Linked DNA regions of Homo sapiens: region 2 is linked to region 1. A link is a loop called in an ENCODE intact Hi-C map of the cell type or tissue named here. Cell type or tissue: endothelial cell of umbilical vein. All regions are shown on one strand. Region 1 has its middle 140 kb from the start of FGFR2. Region 2 overlaps ATE1 (arginyltransferase 1).

Evidence for each region. A loop is a pair of places that touch in the nucleus more often than their neighbours do. Peaks named below come from ENCODE experiments on the same cell type or tissue, not always from the same donor. Only the 100,000 strongest peaks of a DNase experiment are listed, where the experiment ranks them.
Region 2: it touches region 1 in a loop (2.9-fold over the local background); 1 of 110 quality-filtered maps calls a loop at or near these places.

The regions. Positions count from the first base shown.
Region 1 is chr10:121,734,405-121,738,404 of GRCh38, reverse strand. No RefSeq gene overlaps it. Among named protein-coding and RNA genes, the nearest start is that of FGFR2, 140 kb to the right of the region's middle. In endothelial cell of umbilical vein, a CTCF peak has its summit at 3,670 (motif pointing right); a DNase peak (open chromatin) is centred at 1,604; H3K27ac peaks cover 1,064 bases.
Region 2 is chr10:121,790,254-121,794,253 of GRCh38, reverse strand. It overlaps ATE1 (arginyltransferase 1), which reads left to right. Exons shown (of 12, transcript NM_001001976.3): 11 at 3,965-4,000. Among named protein-coding and RNA genes, the nearest start is that of ATE1, 140 kb to the left of the region's middle. In endothelial cell of umbilical vein, no CTCF peak of the experiment used is centred here; DNase peaks (open chromatin) are centred at 1,903 and 2,283; H3K27ac peaks cover 2,158 bases.

The DNA of each region.
Region 1 (4,000 bases):
TTGGGAGGCTGAGGCGGGCGAATCACGAGGTCAGGAGTTCAAGACCATCCTAGCCAACATGGAGAAACCCCGTCTCTACTAAAAATACAAAAACAATTAGATGGGCATGGTGGTGGGCGCCTGTAATCCCAGCTATTCGGGAGGCTGAGGCAGGAGAATCTCTTGAACCAGGGAGGCGGAGGTTGCAGTGAGCTGAGATCGCGCCACTGCACTCCAGCCTGGGCGACAGTGTGAGACTCCGTCTCAAAAAAATAAAATAAAATAAAATGTGTCATGCTTTGGTACTTTCTTAGGTTTCTATGTGGTAAAACACTGTGGTACTATGACAGGGGAACATTTGTTTGTGGGCAACTTCCTTTGACACTTTGCGGTTTCTCATATGTAATTCCCATTGTGCAATCTAGTCCCACGTTTGATTTAAGTGCAGCTATGCCTATGTGCGTTTGTAGCATCTCATTACTATATCAGTTTCCTAAGATAACTGTTCCATTTAGATTTACAGTTAAGCTATGTACAGAGATGCTGCTTCCTTAAAGAACAATTTGAATGACTGAAAGATTAATTCAGAAATATTTACACAGGATTCCTGTTCTTTTATTTCCACTTTCAAATATTGCATCTTAAATTTTCTTCCAGGTTTCTAGTTTTCTAGTTGCATATTTATTTTATCCAAATAAAAAACTTTATCAATAACAATCTCTGAATCTATAGCAATCAAAGGATGTTCATGCATCTTACAAAAGAAGTCTACTCAAAAATCTTCAGTGACCTAACTCTGCAAAAGAAAGGTGGGAGAAAATAAATACTCATCATAACATCTCCCTTATACTGGTTAACATACAGCTGGTGGATAGTACACATGATTAAATCAGCCCAGAAGAAAGATTGGAAAGATTTATGGCTCTGCCTTTTGGAGATGTTTTATTCCTTTATTGCATTTTTTAGGGCAATTTTGATTACTAGGGTTTTTTCCCAGCCTACTTCTAACCCAAGCTGCGTGTCAATGTCTCAATCCATAGATCATATGGAATTTCAGTGGAGGCATTTCATTTAGATATGGGGAGGTTGGTCTGGACTTGCTTCACCAAAAATTGGTTGCTGATCCCCTTGGGCAGAGCTTGTGGGGGTGGGAGATTGGAAGGGGCCCCTGCTGACGGGCAGTGGCCATGGGAGTTCTGTGCAAGAATGAAGGGCAGCGCCTGCAGAAAGTACGAATGACTACTTCCAGTCTTCCTGGTTTCTGCCTGTTCTTGAGCCACGTTGCAATTCTATTTGTTATTTTACTAACAAAGCCAGGAAAATAATCAGTGTGTGGCCAGCAGTATGCAATTAATGCTTCTGCATCTACAGCAGCTGGTGATTATGCTTGAAGTATTTAATATTTCTGATAAAGTCACTAATTATTCTGTTGGGAAAGTTTGGAACTAAAGGAGCGAAGTTTAAAGGGAAAATCTGGAGACTAGTTTGGCCTTATTCTAATGAGTGTTATTCATTTCTCTTACCCATTTATTGCCTTTGTAAAGATACGGAAACTGTTATATGTCAGCATTATCGGTGTGTGATGAATTGTAGACCTCACTTATCTGTAGGCTGCTTATCTGGCCACTTCACCATCTGGAACATAGAAAAGGCAGAAAGGAAGGAAACACAATCACCGCTTAGCAGCTAGAATGGGCTGGAATTCATGCACCAAATCTCCTGCCTTATTCCTGGGAGCGCCATTAGGGCTATGTGGTATAGGAGAAAGAGCATGGGGCTTTGTGGAGATGTTTCTCTGAAGAAATTTTTGGCACCAAAGTAAAAGGAAAAAGTGAACTGGAAACAACGTGCTAATGGAAGGTTGCACATTTTACCCTGACCAGCTCTCCCTGTGCATGGCCGACAGCATTCCACCCGTGCCCTGTGGACAACCGTGGGTAGGGAGCGCTGACATCAGACCGGGAGCAACCTTCTGGCCACATTCCCCCAGCAAGCACCCGCATCCTTTTATTCACCTACTTAGTAAGTTAAAAGAAAAAGAAAAAATGTTTTGGAGAATCTGGACTTGGAAGGCAAACCAGACTAAGTTCAAGTCCTAGGAGCGCTATGAAGTGTGTGACGTTAGTGCCAGAAGGAAGTTCAGCAAACTTCAGCTTCCTCATCAGGAGTGGTGAACTGGGCAACCTGCTGCCCAGCTGATAGGAGTTGATGAGATTTGCAGGTGTAGACAGCTCAGCACGCAGCCTCGCTGCTGTTCTTCAGCCCGTTATATCTTGATCAAAGCAGGTATCAACCAAAAAAGAAAGGTCACAAGATTCAAGTTTTAACAAACATTACAGAAAAAAGGTGGAGTAAACTCTACTTAGCTAAGGTTATCTAAACAACAGGGTAGTTTCAGGCCAGTCGGAGAGTTGACTTTGGTAATGACAATGTTGAATTGTCCAGGAAATGGTTAAAATACATTTCCTATACTCTATTATAAGCAAATGTATAATGCAATGGAAATATTTCATAGTTAAAGCAATCAAAAGGTTCTCTTACAGGATAAATTACAGTTATCTGCAAAATTCACGATATCGGAACAGGCCTTCAAGACCGTGGAATTGAATCCATTTTAAATACCTGCTCACAAAGAAGACCCTAATGTCAGAAGGCTAAAAAGATGCTAATGGCTGCTGCTCTCTAATCGAATGTGGATAAACAATTATTCATAGGAACCCATTATTCATATTCATGAACAATTATTCATATTCACGGGAGCCTCACTCCAGTGGGGCCACCATTCAAGTTTTCCTTGGTATAATGGAGAAATAAAACGGGCTTGAGACCTGGGTACAATTATGCACATTTTTGTTTGTTTTGTTTGAGACAAAACTAAACGGGCTATCTGGAAAACCAGCAACATTTCACGGGCTCCGCTGATTGTCTCGCTCAGCACGCTGCCGCACGCAGTTACAGTTTAACTGATAATGACTAGACTGTTTTCATCTTGCCCCCAACTGCTCCGGCTTTTCTGCCTCCTTCTGCATCATTCTTCTGCATACAGGCGAATTCTGGAGGAGGCATCGCATCTTAAAATTGGCTTTTCACAGAGCCGCACAGGTTAGAGGAAGAGCAGCCTCAAATCAGGACATCGAAAGCACATTTTTTGGACTGGAAAAGTGGTGACGTTGGGTCCCGTGGGATGCTGCCTCAGTGGGAGCGAGAGTGGGCTGGAAGACAGTATTTGGAAATAGATCTGCAGCATTTTCCAAAAACAGGTGTTTATATAGTTAAACGTTGTTTTCTGAAGCCTCGTTAAAAGTGAATTCTGTTGTGTCCGTGGCTGTGTATCCAGCCCCTGGGTCTTCAAGCCTGGGCACGGGGAAGCCAGGGGGATGTTTTCCTGACACTGTCAGAATTGCTCTGCTCCCCATCCTGTTCCAACAGCTGCTCCGAGAGCCCCGATGGAAGCAGTTAGAATCTCAGCGGCGACTCTGCTGTCCACCTGGGCAGAGCCACTGGCTCGGATCTAGTGGAGGAGACACTGGCTGTGGCCCAACCTTGACCGAGAGAGAGCTGGCGCGGGAGGGGAGCGAGCCCTCTGCACTTCTCCCTTATTTTTAAGGGTGTTGCGTGCTCAGTTGACCCTTGGGTACAAAGTGGAGAGAAACTGGTCCCCTTTGCTCTTTCTGCCCTTTCAGTGACTTTTCCCCAAAAGCCACCAGGGGGCAGAAGAAGCCGCTTTGCTTTTTTTTTTTTTTTTTTAAACTTCTTAGCATTGGTCCATTGGGCCAATGTTTTTGATAGAAAACATTTTGACATAATTATATTTATAGCAAATAAATGTATGAATTCTATTTCCCATTTCCCACATCTTTGATTTTTTTCCAGATTTGGGTTGCCTTTGAATGAATTCTTCTGTAGCTAACTAAGGCAATTGTGAGGGGAGGTCTTCATTGAAGCAGGAATTTCTGCCAATGCATGATCTAGTTATGGGATCCCGTGTCTGATGCATCCCAGTCTCCCACGTTATTCTCTA
Region 2 (4,000 bases), 56 kb before region 1:
AGAGTGATGAGGGGGAATTAAATCTCCAAGATGTTAAAATATAATATAAAGCTTTAATAGTTAAAACTATGTGGTACTGGTACTTGATAAGACAGGTCAGTATAACAGGATACGTAGAAAGTCTTGAAAGAGATTTCCCTATATATGGGAATTCAGTAAGTTACCAAATTAGCAGGGGAAATGAAGATTGTTTTAAAAATGATGCTGAGGTCACTGAATAAACATTTGAAAGAAATTAAGTTGGATTCTTTTTGTATACCTTATATCACAATAAATTCCAGATGGAGCATAAATGTAAATGTAATATTATGAAACCATGAAAGTACTAGAAAAAATATGAAAGTATGCTTTCATAACCTTGAAAGTGAGGGTGGCCGTCTTAATTATTGTGTAAACCCAGAGCCCATTTTTAAAAATTATCGATTTGACCACACATCAGATTTTCATATGGCGTAAGAGTATGGCATAGAAAGTCAGAAGATATATAAACTTGGAAAAGATTTGTGACATATTTTACAAACCAAGGGCTTAATATATAAAGAGTTCTTAATATATAAAGAATTGTTTAATAAGGAAAGGCCAGCAATTTAACAATAAAATGGGCCAACTTTATGAAAAAGAAAAATGCAAATTCCTCTAAATATATGAAGATACATAATGCTAATTAAAACCACATGAAATGTCATTTTTTAGAACAGCAAAGATGGAAAGTTTTGGTAGTATACTATCTTGGTAAGGATGTGAGGGAAATCAACTTGGGAGCATAATGTTGCTGATGAGAATGTAAAATGGCACAACTTCTGTGGAAAGTCATTTGACACTATAAAAGTTAAAACCCTTTTACCCAACATTCCCAGTTGAAGGAATTTATCCTAGGCATATTCACAAATGATATGTACAAGAATATTTATATTTTATCAAGTGTTTCACCATTTTAAACCAACAATATGTAAGTTCTAATTAGTCCAAATCCTTACCAAAACTTGTTTCTTCCGTCTTTTTAAAATTTAGCCATTCTAGTGGACATGCAGTGATAATGATAATTTGTTATGGTTTTAATTTGCATTTCTGGTAACTGACAACGTTGAACATCTCTTCACATGCTTATTAGGCATTCATATATCTTTGGTGAAGTGCTTAAGTGATTTGCCTTTTTTAAAAAAATGCATTGTGTTCTTATTATTGAGTTGTTATAATTCTTTATATATTCCGGATACAAGTCTGTTTTTAAATATATGTTTTGTCAAAATTTTCTCCCAGTTTTTGGCTTTCCTATTTATTTTCCTAGTAGTTTTTTTGAAGATAATTTTGAGGAAGTATAGTTCATCAGTTTTCTTCCTCTATGGTTGGTTCATTTTGTTTACAAAAGAAAACTTCTATACTCCCAGGTCAAGAAAATTTAGTCCTTTTTTTTCCCCAGAAGTTTTATATCTTTAGCTTTTATATTTAGCCTTTTTTCCGTCAGATTTGCAAAGTGATCTATCACCAAGAAGGAAAAAACAGACTTAGAAGCACAGCTTTAGGATGCTGTCTAGTTTTCTGATTCATGTCCTTTCCCCCAGTAAAACAGTTTCTGAGTTAATGGAGATAATGCCATTGTTTTTGATAAGATAGATAGCAGTGAAATATCTGGCTTTATTACACTTCCTAAGTAAATCCTCAATTCATTCCTAATTCTGTGTTTGAATATTATTAGATGCGTCTGTAGACCACCTGGAGCTGCCCGTGGTAGATGGCCTTCTACTGCTGTAGGGCAGTGAGGCAGCAACAGTGCAGTGAACCAGCAACAGTGCAGTGAGCACTCCAGGAAAGCTGAGTCAGAGACCTGACTTCTGGTCTTCACCCTGTTATCTGCTCCTATTGGAATAGAACAAAACTCTCCCTCTTATCCAACAAGCCTTCCCATTTCATCTAGAAGAAAATTCCAAACATCTGACTGCTGCCCAGAATGTCCCCCAGAATCTGATCCATCCCACTGTTCCATCGCTGTGGTGCCCTGCCATTTCCTGTTCCTTGGAGTTTTCTACTTGGCCCAACTCTGTGTCTTTGTTTATGCCGTTCCCTTTATCTAGATTGTTCTCATTTCTTTTCATCCTACCCTAGGCTTAATTCAGTCAGTCTTAAGTCCTCAATAAAACCCCATATCCTCCTTGAACCCTCTCCCAGCCACTCAAACAGGAAAGAATGTTTCCTCACATTTTGTGGATGTATAGCCTCTCTTTTTGGCTTCCAGACTTCTGAATGCTTTGCGAGCTAATAGGACGTGGTGTTCATTTTGTATCTATGCTTCATATGGTGACTCACACAGCACCTGGTATAGAGCCTTTCCGTCGAACAGAATCACTGCCGAGCTCTTAGGCTGTATTCTTTGTAATGAGTTTTGCACTGGTGTTTTTCAAACTCTATGGTGTAACTCATTTGTTGCTTGTAAAAGCAGTTTTGGTGGTTCATGAGCAGCATTTTTTGAAAAATGAAATAAAATAGACTAGAACATAACATCGGTAAGCATTGTATACTAAAAGGTTTGTTTCTGGTTTTATGTTTGCAAATATGTTTACTAGGCTGTGATATAGAATGTATTTTGTACTATGGGTTGTAGTAAAAAACAATTGAAAAACACTATACTAGATTTTAACCTCTATAATAAGTTTTAAAATTTAGAAGCGAGACACTTGGAATTTTAAATAAGCTCAAAGAATACAAAACCTTGATAGTTATGAAAATTTTCACAAAATGTTTTCAAATAATTTGTACCATCTTCATTATCCCCATTAAGTGAATGATTTTTTTTCTTTAGCATCTATTGTATAGTCTTTGTGTTAGATTTGAGGTGTATAATTGGATTATAAAAATATAAATTGGCCAGGCACGGTGGCTCATGCCTGTAATCCCAGCACTTTGGGAGGCTGAGGTGGGCGGATCACCTGAGGTCAGGAGTTTGAGACCAGCCTGGCCAGCATGGTGAAACCCCCTCTCTACCAAAAATACAAACATTAGCATGGCGTGGTGGCATACACCAGTAACCCCAGCTACTTGGGAGGCTGAGACAGGAGAATCACTTGAAAACAGGAAGCAGATGTTGCAGTGAGCCAAGATTGCACCACTGCACTCCAGCCTGGGTGACAGAGCAAGAATCTATCTCAAAAAAAAAAAAAAATATATATACACACACACACACACACACACACACACACACACGTATACATATATATACACATATATACATATATACACACATGTATACATATATACACATATATGTATGTATACACACATATATGTACACACACATATATATATACACATATATATGTACACATAAAATTTTTAAATGGAATTTTAAGTGGGATTTTTGAAGAAAGTTCAGTGGATTATCAGATGTTTCCCTGAAACTTGTTTCTTAAACTTCTCTTTATTATACGTTTATCAGTTTAGATTGCTTATAGAAGTATATTGATAAAACAGTACTTTCTACTACATTAGAGAAGAATGAATATTATCAACTGAGTCTACAAATCACAAATTAAAAAATTTGTCATTAAGGATAGTGAAATTCCATGTTGAAAAATAAGTTCACTTTATACAGTGCTCTAATACATGAAAAGAAACTTCTCTTTGTTAATTAACTAGTATTTGAAAGACAATTTTGAAACTGGTTATTCTCAAGTCAGCTCAGCAAGAATCACATTGAATATTTCTTCCAAAAGGGAGTAAAAACTCGAATTTTCCAAATCAACACAGGCATCCTAAGTCGTGGTGTTTAACTTTCAGAGAGCCTTGAGTCAAACGTGCTTTCATGAGATGGGAAAACTATCAGCTACAGGGTTGCTTAGTATTTACAGTAAAACAGTTTCTGGTTGACTTTTAAGTTTTTGCTTTAAACCTTTCCTAGAGCCCTCATCCCTTTATCTCTGGCATTGCTGTGTTAATAATGCCTGTGCCTTTTTCCTTCACTTTTCTTCAGGGTCAGTATAGACCTTCTGATTTGCTGTGCCCTGAG